Regions from separate parts of the Homo sapiens genome. Here region 1 is linked to region 2. A link is an interaction called in ENCODE POLR2A ChIA-PET data of the cell type or tissue named here. Cell type or tissue: PC-9. All regions are shown on one strand. Links, peaks and the distances in the headings refer to the core of each region. The heading gives the core; the rest is flanking DNA.

Region 1 (8,595 bases), core at 122-8,121, 64 kb after region 2:
GATAAAAATGCCTCAAACTGCATCAATTCAACACTTGCAACTTTAAGAAAATCTTGGTTGCTAAAATATATTCACATATTAATTCTAAATTTATGATACAGCAATTCTACTTACAGTAATTCAACCCTAATATATTTACTTTTTGCTGAGCTATGTGCCTGCCTGCACTTAAACTGAGTTTTAAAAAAATTTTTCCCTAATCCCCACGTTGATCAAAAGACTGTTTAAATGCACTGTATGAAATCTAGCTTGTTTTATATGAGAATAATGAATACTTAACTTTATTTATTTATTTATTTATTTATTTATTTATTTATTTATTTATTTATTTGAGGTGGAGTTTTGCTCTTGTTGCCCAGGCTGGAGTGCAATGGTGCAATCTCAGCTCACTATAACCTCTACCTCCCGGATTCAAGCGATTCTCCTGCCTCAGCCTCCCGAGTAGCTAGGAGTACAGGCATGCGCCACCACGCCTGGCTAATTTTGTATTTTTAGTACAGACAGGGTTTCTCCATGTCGGTCAGGCTGTTCTCAAACTCCTGACCTCAGGTGATCCACCCGCCTCGGCCTCCCAAAGAGCTGGGATAACAGGCATAAGCCACTGCTCCCGGTCTGAAATATTTATTTTTAAGATTTATTTATTTATTTTTAGAGACAGGGTCTTCCTCTGTTGCTCAGGCTGGAGTGCAGTGATGCAATTACGGCTCACTGCAGCCTCCACTTCCTGGGGCTCCAGTAATTCTCCCAGCTTAGCCTCCCAAGTAACTGGCACTACAGGTGTGCACCCCTATGCCTGGCTAATTTTTGTATTTTCTACAGATAGGGTCTCACTATATTGCCTGGGCTGGTGTCGAACTCGTCAGCTTGCGATCCCCTTGCCTCAGCCTCCCAAACGGCTGGGATTATAGCCTTGAGTCACCACACTTTACCTCATCTCCTACTATTTCTTCCCACTCCAGCCTTATGGTATGCACACTGGCTGCCACCTTCTTCCTAGAATGCTTTACATCTCAAATATCCAGACTGAATCACCTCATATCTGTTACACACTTGTGCAAACGTCACCTTCTCAACGGGGTCTATCTTGACCAAATTCCAAGCCCCATCCCCAGCTACTAGCAGTTACTCTAGTTTATGTCTTTTTCCATAGCTCTTCCTACCTTTTAGTGGTCTACAGAATGTACTTATTTCATATGTTTACTGTCTACCACCTCCTGCTGGATTCAGACTTTAGGAAAGAAGAATTTTTTTTTTTTTGTATTTTGTTCACTGATGGGATTCACAAATCTCCAGAATAGCCTTGCATAGAATAGGTGCTTAGTAAATATTTCTTCATTAAGTAGATTAAGACACTTTCAACCATGCATGTTTAAATACTTAAACCTATTTAATAGCCCTTACCAAGTCAACTTTAGTAAGAGGAAGCTCAATCAGAGGGAGTAATATTCAGAGAAAAATCTATGTTCTCCTCTAAATTCAGAATCCCCTAGGGAAGTTGGGGAGCGGTATCTTATCTGCCACACAGAAACACATGCTCTGCGTTTTAGGAAAATAAATCTTCAACCCAGGCTCACATTACATTTAAGTGTCTCATTCAGCCAATAGGTGGATGAATAAATAGGTAAAATAAAATAAAGAAGAAAAAGAAATGCATTTCTAATACCATACAGAAGAAAAGAGGTAATTATAGTATTAAACAGGTCAACAAGATTCAACCAGCATCAAATAAGCTGGTTTGGAACCTTAGCGCCTGAGAAAATCAAGTACGCATAAATGGACCAACCTTCTAACAACCCTCCTTTCCTTAGACATAATGGAATGTGGGGTGGGGCTGACACATGCCCACTTGGAAACACGTTCTTTCTGCCATATTCTCCCTTGTCACCCAAAGGCTGATCCCACAGAAGCAATATACTGCTTACCCAGGAGCTTATAAACCATAAAAATATGAAAAAAGCTGAAATCATGATGAATAAACTCATCTTTATAAGCCCATACTTTTTTCTTTTTTTTTTAAATTCCAGACCAGGTGCAGTGACTCATGCCTATGATCCCAATATTTGGGGAAGCTGAGGCATGAGGACTGCTTGAGGCCAGGAGTTGAAGACCAACCTGGGCAACACAGTAAGACCCTGTCTCTCCAAAAAAACCAAAAAATTAGCCGGGTGTGGTGGCGCTTGCCTGTAGTCCCAGCTACTCAGGAGGCTGAGGTAGGAGAATCACTTCAGCCTGGGAGGTTGCGGCTACAAGTGAGCTAAGATCACACCACTGCACTCCAACCTGGGCGACAGAGAGAAACCCTGTCTCAAAAAAATAAAACAAAATATTAATAAAACAACAGATAAACATGACATATTTTCCTGGAATTAATGTAATGAAAGCTGTGGTAAGCTGCCCTCTGTTTCAGGAACAACGTCCTCTTCCACTAGTGGCTAGAGATGTCTGCTAAAGGCTCACTACTTAACCCTCCTCAGGAACTGCCCTTTAGCCAAAGGAAGCTGCTTTGTCAAAGTTACATCCTCCCTAGAGTAACCTATATCCAGTCACTGGTCTGTGAGGAAGTACAAAGATCAGGCCTCCTTGCTTCAATTTGGGACATCTCTGAAGAACCACCCCTAGCTGCTGAGCTCCCTGTGGGATCGGCTGAGGCCTCTGCTGCATCTGCATCACATTTCAACATTTCCCTCTGCTCAATCCTGCTTTCCTTATTCCTTATAGGTGTTCCCAAAAGCATGCCCCAATAAAACCTCCTGAATTCAAATTTTACCCCTAGGAGTCTCCCAGGGAAATCCTAGGGGAGCTTAATCCACAGCATGAAACATTAAAAAAATATTACAACAGACATCTCAGACAAAACTTACATGAATTTCAAAAGTAAAATCCACTATGTCAAAGATATTTTAACTTGCACTAGACGAGCAAGTCTTCAGTGGACAGCATTAATTTTTCAAGAAAGCCTCCCTGCTCCTTCCTCTGATAAAGATCCTTCTGTTGAGAAATGCATCCCATACGGTTTGAGCAGGGCTGACCCAGTACCTCACTTCCTATTTACAAGCGTAAGAACATGACCTAGACCAGCCAGCACAGCCTATCTCCTGGCCACTGTGACTGGTTACTAAGTGGGTATATGACTCCAAATCTTCCTCTAAGACTTTTTTGCCCCAATTAACAGAAAAGATTTGCTGCCAGAGTTCTAAATTGATAGAGTGTGAGAATAGGGCTGCAGACGGTAGTAAGAGACTGTCCTGGAAAGGGTTGGAGAGGAAAGGGAGGGAGCATGCCAGCCCTAATTACAGCCTTTGAGATTCTGGATCCAACTATGCCTAAAACTAGCTGTACCCTTAGACTTCCTAATTATGTGAGCCAATACATCTCTCCCCTACTCTGCCCATGCTTATTTGAGTGGGTTTCTGTCATCTGCAACTGAAAGTTACGATTTAATATGTCCTTAATAGTCTACAAATATGAGTTCATGCTTTTATGTCTTAGGGGTACTTTGGTAGAATAGTGTGAGAAGCAGCAAAATATATTCAATCCAAACTCTTTTGCTTCAATGCCCCCCAAAACAGGGCCCCTTTTCCACCCAACCTTAATTTTTACTATTCTCCGACACATCCCTGACTAAATGTAGTCAGGAGGGTGTCACTGTTAGGCCTGCCTACATCTCTACCTTTATTTGTGCTGTGATCAAATCCCTCACTCATTGCCACTAAGAAAAACTATCTGTTCTTTATAACATTGAAGACAATTGAAATGGTCCAAGAATTTCACATTTCTTTGTTTTTCTGAACAATAGCACAAACTGTAGCTCAGATACTTTCCAGCTGCGTGACTTTGGGGAAATTTTTAAATTGCTGTAATCCTGTTTGATTTTCTCATATATTAAAGTGCAAATAATAATAGCTATCTTTTGGATTTTATAGAAGAAATATACCAGAAGAATACAGATGAAACACAGCATTCAGTTCAGACCATATTGAACATTCAGTAGGTATTAGTTATTATGTCAATGAATACCTATGAGGATTTGATTGTGAATACTTTTACTCCATCACAAAAATATTTTATACTAAGTGAATTTGTTTTGCAAAATGATACCTCTCCTTAGCCTCTTCATCAAATCAAAATCCTGACTCAGCAATAAATCAATGTAGATAGCTTAGAATCTATAAATACTGTAATCAAACAAGCTTGATCAAATATGTGGCTAGAAAGCTCAATTTTTCTAGTTAGCAGTAAAAACAAATGAGTTATTTGAAAGTAAATTACAGATTTTTCTTGTTTTAGATTCAAGCTGTCAATTATACTTTAGCTTCTGAATGATTTTTCTTTTTTTTGCTTGCAGAAATGTAATAACAGATGTCAACCTGTGCTTGAGATATGGTGAGAAAGTTCTAATTGGGAGAACCCACATGGCAATTACGCTTCCCATTTCTGACATTACCATTCTCAAGCTGGCAATTAGAACTGCTCAATGCCAACATTTTCAGTTCCTGGCAACTTAAAAAACAAAATCTACTCTGTGAATCAGAAGTATGTCAAATGCTCAGAGAATAATTTTAATCCATTTGTGTAGGTTCAACATCAGCTCACATATAAGTACCCCTTTACTAATTAAATCCTTCTTATTCACATATATGTTCATATATTAAAATAATAATGTATTTTTTATGACAGCATTTTAATGATCACCATTTCCACCATTTAAACTATCTTATTTCCCTATGCCATGTGTACATGTTTTCAGTTAGACATTTTTAAATGCATTATAATAAGGAATATATTTCAAAAATTCCTTGAACAAACTTTTAATTAATTGTTGAGACCGAGTCTCACTCTGTTGACCAGGCTGGAGCAGTGGTGTGATCATGGCTCACCGCAGCCTCAACTTCCTGGGCTCAAGCAATCCTTTCACCTCAGCCTCCTGAGCAGCAGGGACTACAGGCATGTACTACCACACCTGGCTAATTTTTGTACTTTTAGTAGAGACAGGGTTTTGCCATGTTGGCCGGGCTGATCTTGAACTCCTGGGCTCAGTGGTCTGCCCGTCTTGGAGTCCCAAAGTGCTGGGATTATAGGCGTGAGCAACCACACTGGGCAACATTTTTAATAACTCAGTTAAAATATGCTAATGTAGGCCAAGTATGATGGCTCACAACTTTAATCCCAGCACTTTGGGAGGCTGAAGCAGAAGGACTGCCTGAACCTGGGTGTTGGAAGTGCAGTGAGCTGTGATTGCATCACTGCATTCCAGTCTGGGCAAAAGAGCAAGACCCTGTCTCACACACACAAAAAAAAAAAAGAAAAGAAAAAAGCAACAAATTACTGCCAGGCACAGTGTCTCATGCCTGTAGTCCCAACTACTCGGGAGGCTGAGGTAGGAGGATTGCTTGAGGCCGGGAGGCAGAGGTTGCAGTGAGCTGAGATTGCATCACTGCATGAGATTACCCCAGCATAGGTGACAGAGCCTGACCCTGTCTCAAAACAAAAACAAAAACAAAAACAAAACAAAAAAAAACAAAGAAATTACTTACATAAAGAGTATTAAATACATTTCATGACTGACATTATTTCACAATATTGTCTATAATAAATTAAAAAATGAATATCAGCCACACAGATTATGAGCTATGACTTTTTAATTCAAATATATTTTATCTGAAAAGAGGGAAAGAAGATTTTATCACATTGACTAGTCCCAAATTAATATTTCAGAAATTAGGGTACAAAAACCCAGTAAAAAGTTATAGCAGTTGTTCTGATAACTGGAAGTCTCCCATGCAGAGTTAATGGATAAGTACTAAAGAATATGATTTATATTTGTGTCAAACTTTATGGTGCATTCTTAAAGATATAACACGCTTCTCCTCCCTGAGGGGTGGATGGTGGCCAAGTAACAACTATAGCAATTATGAAAAAAGTCAAGAGCATTTTATTGAATAAAAAATGTAAAATGTTAAACTATAAATTGATATTCTGTACTACTTAATTCGAATTTATATGGTTCACTACAGAAATTAGAAAAACTATAGATGAAGTCATAAAAATGAAAGCAATTCATTTCTAGGTTCTAGGAAAGGAATTCCTAGAATTCCTCTATTCTTCCAGTATTTTTTGTACCTATACACACATGTGCACACACGCACGCACACACACACACGCAAACACTCTCTCTCTAACAAATGTCTCTGCTCTATACAGCTGGACTGACTCCGCTCTACATAGCTGGACTGACTCTGCTCTACATAGCTGGACTGACATTATCTGCTAATACACATTCACCTTTTCTGTTTTTATACTCATCAGCTCTTCACACCTATAGAAATGCAGTGATGATGATAAAAATGACCATTAAAATATCACAGACAATATTACAAATTATATCACAAAGTTATTTTCTTAATAAATAAAGACAAATTAATAAGACCAATGGCTCATTAGAAAAATGAACAAAGGAAATGAACAAGCAATTGACAAATGATTCTTAAGTACATGAAAAGATATCTGATCTCATTTACAATAAGACAAATGCAAATTAAAATTGTTAAGATACTAATTTTCACTTATCACTGTGAAAACACATTGTCAAGATGTAGGAGAATAGATAGCCTCACACATTGCTAAGGACAGTATCAACTACTAAACCTCTAGGAAGGACAATAGTGTAATATTTTATAAAAATTATAAATGCACATTTCCTTTGACCCAGCAAGTCTACTTCTAGGAATCTACCTTACACTTATGTTCACACTCAAGAAAAATAGGTTAAAAATTATCCATGACACCACTGTTTGTAATAGAAAAAGAATGGAAATTACTTAGTAGCTGTCAATATAGGACTAGTTAAACTCATTACACCATACCCACAAAATAGATTATAAAGGCCTACAGATGTGAAAGCTATTTACTGATATGAAATGATCTCTAAGACATATAATTAAATAAAAAAGGAAAGTTTAAAAGTGAAAAAAGGAAGAAAATACTGATATGCGCTTGTTAGTTATACATAAAATCTCTCTGCAAAGATAAAAAAGAAATTAATAATATTTGTTGCCCATATATAGGGAGAGTGTGAGTAGTAGACAAAAATAGAAGGGTACAATTTAATGTAATATTTTTACAACTCCTGGGTTTTGAACCACGTGAAATTTTTTGTTAAAAATAAATTAAGTTTTAAAAGCTGCAGGATCTGAAAGGTGGCAGAGTTCTTCCACGAGCTTTCAGTAAAATATTCTTGTGAAACATTTTAACAGGGAGAGCAGCGCTAAGAGCAATGACAGGAGGTCAGAGAGAGATTTACTCCTCCCTGATGAGACACCAGTGCTCGGCATGTTACCAACACTCAAAACAAAAATAACAAATCAAACAGAAAAAAGACAGACAGCAGCAAGGACCCTAAACATTACAAATGATGAATGATCTCATTAAAACGAACACATGGCACACTTACAAAAAGACATCTGGTGGTGGATTTTCTGTCAAAAAGTGGTATGTTCACCACTTGGAGGGATATAAACCTATTTTAGGTCTAGAAAGAAACTTCCAGCCAACTTAAATGCCAGAATTTTATTATTGGAGGTGTTGGCATGAGGTGAGGAATAGGCAAGGAATATGAGAAAGCTGATTAAAATACCCTTCAATCTGTGAATGAGACAGACGTCTTGGGGCTTTTTCTTTGCAAGGCTATTCAAGCAGAAAATAAGTTGAAGTCATGTCACAAACAGGTGTCCCAGTGTGAGTTAGTTAACATGCAATTGGCCCTATGACACTGGCGGATTTGGCTACTGGCTTGATAAGAGATTGGGGGGTGGAAAATACTTACATTTGATTTTTCAACCAATTTACAGACTATAAAATGTGGCTATAAGATTTTAAAAACAGACAAAACCATTTCATAACAGCCTAGTCATTTTAGAAAACACTGTTTTTCCCCCAGCAAAAGAAGATACTTTATATACATGAATATAGTTTTTCATTTTAGGTAAAATATTTTTTAGTTTTATTTAAGATAAACCGAGCTCAATAATTTCATCAAGTTATGATTTCTTGCATAGGGCTAACTGAAATAATATATGTACAGGCATACCTCATTTTACTGCCTTTCGCTTTGTTGTACATAGCAGATACTTTTTTTTTTTTTTTGGACACAGTTTTACTCTGTCGCCTGGGTGGGGTGCAGTGGCACGTGATCTCAGCTCACTGCAACCTCTGCCTCCCAGGTTCAAGGGATCCTCGTGCCTCAGCCTCCCGAGTAGCTGGGATTATAGGCGTGCACCACCACACCTGGCTAATTTTTGTAGTATTAGTAGAGATGGGGTTTCATCATGTCGGCTAGGCTGGTCTCGAACTCCCGACCTCAAGTGATCTGCCCGCCTCAGCCTCCCAAAGTGCTGGGATTACAGATGTGAGCCACCCCATGCCTGGCCAGATATCGTGTTTTTACAAATTGAAGGTTTGCAGCAACCCTGAGTTCGGCAAATCTATTGGTGCCATTTTTCCTAGAGTATGTGCTCACTTTGTATCTTTCTGTCACATTTTGGTAATTCTCACAATATTCCATTTTTTTTTTATTAAATCTGTTATGGAGATCTGTGA
Region 2 (8,595 bases), core at 99-8,098:
TAGCACAAAAGCAGCTGAAAGGCACGAGGCTCAGATCTCACTGATCGTCCTCTCTGAAGGGCAGTACTCCGAGGGGCCTGGCGAGGACATGTAGAAAGACTGCGTTTTCCTTTTCAATCGGGCCCTTTTGTTGGCCAACACCAGACTGCGCCGGCTTGAACTGATGATTTCCGAAATGAACTTCTTGCAGTCCACACACACCTCCATGGTGCTCCAGTCCTCCATCAACTCTTTGGGAAACTGGAGTTCTTCATCTGATTTGTCCATAGACTTAGATTTTGAGGAGAACCTGGGGTGAAAACAAAACAGAAGCCCAGCATTGTTACTTATAGGTCTGCTGCAATATTAAGAAAATATGTATAAAAAAAAGTAAATTTGTTGTCAAAACATCATGGAATGGATGAGTGATTTAATCATATGTCCTTCTAAAAAAATTTCTTATTGGTGACAAGGCTAAAAAATATTACTTAGAAAAGAAAGTAGGAGGCCTAGTGCGGTGGCTCACGCCTGTAATCCCAGCACTTTGGGAGGCTGAGGCAGGCAGATCACCTGAGGTCAGGAGTTTGGCGAAACCCAGTCTCTACTAAAAAAAAAAAAAAAAAATAGCCAGGCATGGTGGTGGGCCCCTGTAATCCCCACTTCTCTGGAGGCTGAGGCGGGAGAATCGCTTGAACCCGGGAGGTGAAGGTTGCAGTGAGCTGAGATGGCACCACTGCACTCTAGCCAGGGTGACAAAAGCGAAACTCTGTCTCAAAAAACAAAAAAAGAAAAGGAAAGAAAGCAGAAAACATGTCTTATTAAGACAGGCACTGCCCAGACTATCGAACAATACAGTCAGGATGGCTAAAGGTGACCCCAAGAAACCAAAGGGCAAGATGTCTGCTTATGCCTTTTTGTGCAGACGTGCAGAGAAGAACATAAGAAGAAGAGCCCAGCGGTCTCTGTCAATTTTGCAGAATTTTCCAAGAAGTGCTCTGAGAGGTGGAAGACAATGTCTGGGAAAGAGAAGTCTAAATTTGATGAAATGGCAAAGGTGGATAAAGTACACTACCACTGGGAAATGAAGGATTATGGACCAGCTAAGGGAGGCAAGAAGAAGGATCCTAATGCCCCGAAAAAGCCACCGTCTGGATTCTTCCTGCTCTGTTCAGAATTCCACCCCAAGATCAAATTCATAAACCCTGGCATCTCTATTGGAGACATGGCAAAAAAGCTGGGTGAGATGCGGAATAACTTAAATGACAGTGAAAAGCAGCCTTACACCACTAAGGCGGCAAAGCTGAAGGAAAAGTATGAGAAGGATGTTTCTGACTATAAGTTGAAAGGAAAGTTTGATGGAGAAAAGGGTCCTGCTAAAGTTGCCCAGAAAAAGGTGGAAGAGGAAGATGAAGATGAACAAGATGAAAAGGAAGAAGGAGGGGAGGAGGAGGAGGAGGAGGAGGATGAATAAGAGACTGTCCATTTGAAAAAAAAAAAAGAAATAATACTAAAAACTCTTAACCACCCTTCTAGAATTCTTGAAAAATAGGGTATTCATCTGATTCCCAATGAACATTAGCTAACTGTAGATGGCAGGTCAGACTACGGGAAATTCAAGTAAATTTATCTTAATCCCATGACACATCCTAAAAACTAAATTTTGACTAGTTTTCTCATCATTTATGTATTTATCAAACAAGCTTCTCCCTCCCCAACAATTCCCTGTATTTGTGCGATTATTTATTGGGATTCCAAGGAGCTGGAGATAACCAGACCAACATCATAGTAAATATTTCCAGGAATGTCTGAGATAACCAGGAATCATCTACTTATTTACTATTTTAACTAAACCAAACAGGATATAAATGGGTAGTCTATAGTATGTTCAGAGTTAAGTATGGAAAACTGTAGCAGCTGTTATGTGCACTGCCTTGAGCTCACTGAAAATTCACACCCAGAGGTCTCAGAGGAGGCAGCCCAAGCACAGAGGCAGACGTTTCAGGCACAAGGTTCATGCTGGGCTCACAGCTTCCTCGCCTCGCTGTCCACAGAGCCAGGACATGTGGTTGGTAGATCAAAGCCCAGCCTCTCGGCCCTGCCAGCTTGAGGCTTGAGCTGGCCTACCTCCTTCCATCTTTCTTAAGGCCCAACACTAAACTTACCCTGCACTAAATGCAAAGGGACTGATACTGAGGTGATGTTTTTTCTTTTAAATTATTAGCTCTTGGCATAAAGCTTTATTTCTGCCTTTACAATAATAGTAAAGTCAGTCAAAGCTATGGCAGAACATTGTAAACAGGATTAAACAGATTCCTTTCAAAACTAGACAAGGAGGAAAGGATGAGACTGTTACATTCCAATTTTCAACTCCATTGAAAACAAGGTCAGTTTTAAAGATGACTCTTACAGGACACAGTAAAACAGTTATTTCTAAAGTAGAAAAAAATATAAACTCTGTGATGAAAGTATCTTTCAAGTAGCTAGCCATTATTCCTTGAAAAGTTACCTTTGGGGAAGTTTTGGAGATTTGTGTGTAAAACTGTATTAAAACCAACCAACAAACCAATAAAAACCCCTCGAGCCAAAACCCTAACACTCTACCACAGTCCTCAAGAGTAGAACTCTTCTTCTGCAAAGGATGGTTTGACAACCCAGGCCCCTTGCTCACCTGGCAATGCTCCGAAGTGGCCGATGATGGGCAGTGGAGGGTTTTTCTGACCTCATACTACTTTCCCCTCTTTGCAGAGCAGAAGGTCCCAATGAAAAGATAGGAAGAGTGGAGTATGGTTTGGAGGGCAGCCGCATCTATTATCCCAAATAAAACTGGCAATGAGCAGTACCGTTAAAGAGGCAGTCACTAAAAGGAACACAAGTATAAATGAACCAAGCTTAGCTTACCTTTTTGCAACACTGTGAGCACACCGGCCTGTAAACAAAATCATAAATGTTATTTGGCATGATACCAGGGGACGCAACTGGGAGTTAGAGAAGCCTATGGCAGTACAGTTGTAAGTTTCCACAATAAACTGCATAACTCTCCCTTCTTCTATTAGAATGTAACAAATTGACACACTGAATTGCCAAAAAGATAATCTACAGAACTTAACTCTTACACTGTCTCCTATAAAAGGATCAACTTACATGTGTTTGGAATTTTCTTATTTGTCTATCCAGGGATCACATGATAATCACATCTTATTTTTTTTCTGTTCAAACATGACATATTATTAGAATGATCTTAGTTATGTAAAAGAAGTAACATACAGAGAAACATTTTCTAGGTTCAATATCAAATAAATATTTGGCTCACTCTCTTAAGAAATCAATATTCCTAACCTACAAGGATAGCACAAGGTAACGTAACAGAGTGAGTCATTTCTAATTTTATTCCTGTTTAGAAAGATGGTGAAATAAGGAAGATAATTGGTATTTCTCTTACGACTGTTAAATTTATCTTTTCATCAATTACAAAATACCTTACCTCTTACAGAACTGACAGGTATAAGACCAAGTGAAGAAGGAAAACCTCCTGGTTCGGCAACAAAAGCAGAGCTAAAAAATACAAATTTAAGAGGAAAAAAAACATTGCCAACAGCAAATTTCCTAATATCCATGTTTGAATATGCTTTACATCTATATATAGGGGAAGCTGAACAGACAAGAGGAGGAAGACAATTCAGAAATCCTGTTTATAACAGCTGGCTCTGTGATGCTGATAATGTAGCTCTGTATTTAATTATAATTCTATTTTAAAAGGTAATAAAAGGCCACAGCTCTTAAGTGTCTCCTCATCATGGAAGGAATCTGCAGAAGGTTCTGAAAAACCCTCCTCTGTTTCTCAGATACATTTTTTTTTTTTTTTTATGAGATGGAGTCTCACTGTTTCGCCTAGGCTGGAGTGCAATGGCATGATCTTGGCTCACTGCAAGCTCCGCCTCCTGGGTTCACGCCATTCTCCTGCCTCAGCCTCCTGAGTAGCTGGGACTACAGGCACCTGCTACCAGGCCTGGCTAATTTTTTGGTATCTTTAGTAGAGATGGGGTTTCACTGTGTTAGCCAGGATGGTCTCGATCTCCTGACCTTGTGATCCGCCTGCCTAGGCCGCCCAAAGTGCTGGGATTACAGGCGTGAGCCACTGCACCCGGCCTTCTCAGATACATTTTCTTTACAGATCCTTTAAAAGTGTAATGACTAAATGCACACATGGCTTTTTTATTGAGACGGAGTCTCACTATGTCACCAGGCTGGAGTGCAGTGGCGCAATCTCAGCTCACTGCAACCTCCACCTCCTGGGTTCAAGCGATTCTCCCACCTCAGCCTCCCGAGTAGCTGGGATTACAGGCACGCACCACCATGCCCAGCTAATTTTTGCATTTTTAGTAGAGACAGGGTTTCACCATGTTGGCCAGGATGGTCTTGATATCCCAACCTCGTGATCTGCCCGCCTCAGCTTCCCGAAGTGCTGGGATTACAAGCATGAGCCACCATGCCTGGCCACATGCATGGTTTTAGGAAGACATATCGATATTTGTTATGGTTGCTTGAAAACCTTCCAGTTTTGATTTCTAAGGCAGAAACAAAAATGCCCCCTCTTGTGAACGAGACAGCACATGTACTGTCTACTAGGATATGAACATCACACATCCCAAATCCCCTCAAAGTCTGTGCCACCTGGCTAGCAGATAACTCTCCCAGGAGACTATGCATGGGACTGGCCATCCTTCTACTCTTCTGATCAATCAACTTTAAACAGCACTACCTTTCCTTTTTTCAAGGCGGTGTAGATGTCTTTATACTGTTGGTATTTTTCCAGCTCTGCCTTCACCAGGACCTGGCGAATATGCATCACTTCTTCCACAGTAAGAGCGAGGCATTCCACTGGGTAGCAGAATTCCTCCTGAAATTCAAAATGTCACGTGAATAAGAGATTCCTACCCCCTGTTCTGGAAGTGCAAAATTTCCCTTCAGATCAGACCCCTGATTAGTAGCTTCAGAGAAGAGAACAGGTTTCCCAATGACCACTGGGGCAGAGCTGGCTCCCTCTGGGGACCACATCATTTCCAATTACACTAAGACTAAAGATGGCAGAAAACATGTGGGGACCAAGTGATCTACTGAAATTTCCAATAAATGAAAGTTCCTCACGTTTGCTCAGGTATTTTGACTCAAGTAACTCTATTCCGTTAAGCAGGGCTATATTGAAATATTTCAAGCAGGGCTTGAAATCTTGAAAAAAATTTTATTCTAAACCAATTTTGTGTCAGTTGTCTTCTACACCTATGAAAAAGACATTACTTAGTGTTGTGTTGTACATTATATACCAATAGATAAAAAGCAAATCTACAGTGGTCCTTTTTTTTTTTTTCCACAACAGGGTCTCATTCTGTCACCCAGGCTGGAGGGCAGTGATGCGATCATGGGTCACTGCAGCCTTGACTTCCTGGGCTCAAGTGATCCTCCCACCTCAGCCTCCCAAGTAGCTGGGACTACAGGTGCATGCCACCATGCCCAGCTAATTTTTTTGTATTTTTTGCAGAGATGGGGTTTCACCATGTTGCCCAGGCTGGTCTTGAACTCCTGGGCTCAAGTGATCTGCCCACTTCGGCCTCCCAAAGTGCTGGGATTACAGGCGTGAGCCACCATGCCTGGCCTGGCCCTGTTTTTAAAACTCATTTGTGGTACCCAGAATAGCCAAAAGAAGATGGTTAGTAATTTTTACTGACAAGCATTATTTAGTGATCAGTTACATCAGCACACCTTTACAAATCCTAATGGTACGAGTGGAACTGGAACATGAAACTACTGGAGCATTTATATCCAAAAGGCAGTCTCTCCAGGCTGCCCCACAGTTCTCTAGATTTGTTGTTACTTTCAACAAATGCTAAATGTATAGTCAGCAATGGAAAGACTAGAGAAATGTAAAAGATTTCATAATAAATATTTATGTTGGCTGTCTTGTGTTAATGGTTTCCCTACAAGCAGCTGCGGAAGATGTTGATGTAACTGATCTCATTGAATAAGAGCCTCACACCCATCCGCTCCCCATCCGGCCCCGCACTTGATTGGTGGATCTCAGAGAAAGACAGAACAGTCTTGTGCATTCGGACCCTGCCAGGCTGCAAGGGGCCATTGTGGTGCAGTGACACTGAAACTGAATGTTCTCAGCACAAACACATTATAATTCACTCCCACACACACACAACAGCATCGCTCACAGGCACTCAGGAATCCAACACGCCAGTGAGAAAGCACATGACTATGAATGCAGTCAGTTTATGGAGTTTTAACAATCAGTTCTGTCTTTCAATCAGAGAAAAACAAAAATCAATCTAGGTTGCAAACTTGTCAAACATTAGCATTTTACTTAAAAAAGTAGTCTGAAGAACTACTGCTTCTTACTAAAAATCAATGCAAAACCATCTCTGTTCAAGCTAACTTAAGGAAGATTACATTTGCTTAAAAATGCTTTGGGAAAAATCCTGCATTTGAATTTTTAACATGAGAAGCTTATTAGTATAAGAGGACAGGGGGATGAGTTTACTCAGAAAGATTATATCATTTGCTCTAAAATGCCTAAAATACGCATTTAAAAAATTAACGATCACAGTTTTCTCTTTCAACAGGAACTACTTTCAGAGATGACAGAATTAAATCAGCGTGCCTGATACCTACTCTGTTTTGCTCCATCCTCAGAAAAAGAGTAGTGTTAGGTGGGAACAATAAACGGCCTTTTTGAGGGTTAGGCCATTAAAACTGTGCACTAAGTAAGTAGTGTTGGCTGAATACATCCGAATGATGGCATTTCTCAGCTTTTAATGTATTTCAGAAGTTTTGCTCTTATTTTTATTCATCAGTGATGAGTATAAGTAGGGTATGCCTTCTGATGGCTAACGATATGACAAAATGGCTATGCTGCAACAAAATAATGTGGGAATCTAGCACATAACCAGGGAAACACTACTAGATTTATTACGTAGCAAATAACCAGATAGCCAGATTTGTTATTGTTTGTGCTAGCAAGACAGCAGATGGTACCAACTTAACTGACTTTATGATGTGGATAACTGGGCTGTAAACCCTTCAGGCAGATGGTGATTTTTTTCATTTGTAGGGATACGCTAGCATGGCACAACAGACCTGGCAGCTTGCACCTCCCTGTCTTCAGTCTTGAGTCACAAATGGGCTTAGTAAAGCATATTTTCAACTCACTGCTTTGACCCACATGAAAATCCAGTACTTCATGGGATATAATCATTTTTCTTTCGTTTTGAGACAAGGTCTCGCTCTGTCACCCAGGCTGGAGCACAGTGGCATGATCTTGGCTCACCGCAACATCTGCCTCCCGGGTTCAAGTGATTCTTGTGCCTCAGCCCCCTGAGTAGCTGGGATTACAGGTGTGCACCACCACACCTAGCTAATTTTTGTGTAGAGATGGGGGTTCGCCATGTTGGCCAGGCTGGTCTCGAACTCCTGTCCTCAAGTGATCTGCCAGCCTCAGCCTCTCAAAGTGCTGGGATCACAGGCATGAGCAACCGCGCCTGGCCATCATGAGATATAATTTAAAAATAGTAGATTTTTGTTTGCTTTCTTGTTCTTTTTTAAAAATTTTCAAGCAGATTACCCTTTAGTGAAATAATTTCCATCCAGTCAAATGCTAATGTTTTAATTTTGGAGACTTCCCAAGGACAACAAAACTTTAATGCAACATAAAAGAAAATGATAAATAGTTACTAAAATAGTTTTAATTATTTTTTTCAGTTTACAAAAATATTAATTCGACATCTCCAAAGCCAAATTAAACTTCCACAGATCTCGCAGAGCTATTAGCACTCTGGAATGTGGAGGGCACTCAAGGCCCCAGCTAGAGCGGGAGCCCTTCCCCACCACGGCACTGCCTGGGGCTCCCACTGCATGTGTTCGGCCCGTTTGAGTGGCCAGATGTGGCCGGGTAAAGAACCACACTAGCGCACCTCTAGTTCCCTTGCTTGCTCATGTGTCAATGGGACTCCCAGATTCAGGAAAGGGAAGCTAAATCTTAGAGCGCTTTAATGAAGACAACAATGTGCTATAAGACTTTAAACTTACTTCTATGCATGTCACTAAAATTGTTGAGTTTTTTTTTTTTGATGATTATTCTGGCTATATTTTACCATTCAAGAGGGGTCAGTTAGGCAGCACGGAGATTAGACAGCATAATGTAAAATTTTGGTTATTGTGCCACAGAGAGAAATGGGAATAGTCACCTTTCTTTTCTTTTTTCTTTTTTTTTTTTTTTTGAGATGGAGTCTCGCTCTTTCGCCCAGGCTGGAGTGCAGTGGTGCGATCTCAGCTCACTGCAAGCTCCACCTCCAGGGTTCACGCCATTCTCCTGCCTCAGCCTCCTGAGTAGCTGGGACGACAGGCGCCCGCCACTGAGCCCAGCTAATTTTTTGTATTTTTAGTAGAGACGGGGTTTCACTGTGTTAGCCAGGATGGTCTCGATCTCCTGACCTCATGATCCACCCGCCTCGGCCTCCCAAAGTGCTGGGATTACAGGCGTGAGCCACTGTGCCTGGCTGGGAACAGTCATCTTTTATACAGTGTTCATGATTAGTAAAAACTTCATAAATTAACCAG

The links. ChIA-PET counts read pairs that join two places held together with the same protein. Peaks named below come from ENCODE experiments on the same cell type or tissue, not always from the same donor. Only the 100,000 strongest peaks of a DNase experiment are listed, where the experiment ranks them.
Region 1: POLR2A ChIA-PET joins it to region 2 with 14 read pairs; 3 of 35 experiments call an interaction of 5 or more read pairs at or near these places.

The regions. Positions count from the first base shown.
Region 1 is chr18:12,513,210-12,521,804 of GRCh38, forward strand. The region is part of intron 4 of SPIRE1 (spire type actin nucleation factor 1); the gene reads right to left. Among named protein-coding and RNA genes, the nearest start is that of PRELID3A, 110 kb to the left of the region's middle. In PC-9, for the core only: no CTCF peak of the experiment used is centred there; no DNase peak of the experiment used is centred there.
Region 2 is chr18:12,449,608-12,458,202 of GRCh38, forward strand. It overlaps SPIRE1 (spire type actin nucleation factor 1), which reads right to left. Exons shown (of 17, transcript NM_001128626.2): 13 at 4,739-4,876; 14 at 3,461-3,531; 15 at 2,878-2,905; 16 at 2,648-2,784; 17 at 1-289. The coding sequence ends at 31. It also overlaps the pseudogene HMGB3P28. Among named protein-coding and RNA genes, the nearest start is that of PRELID3A, 46 kb to the left of the region's middle. In PC-9, for the core only: no CTCF peak of the experiment used is centred there; a DNase peak (open chromatin) is centred at 3,374.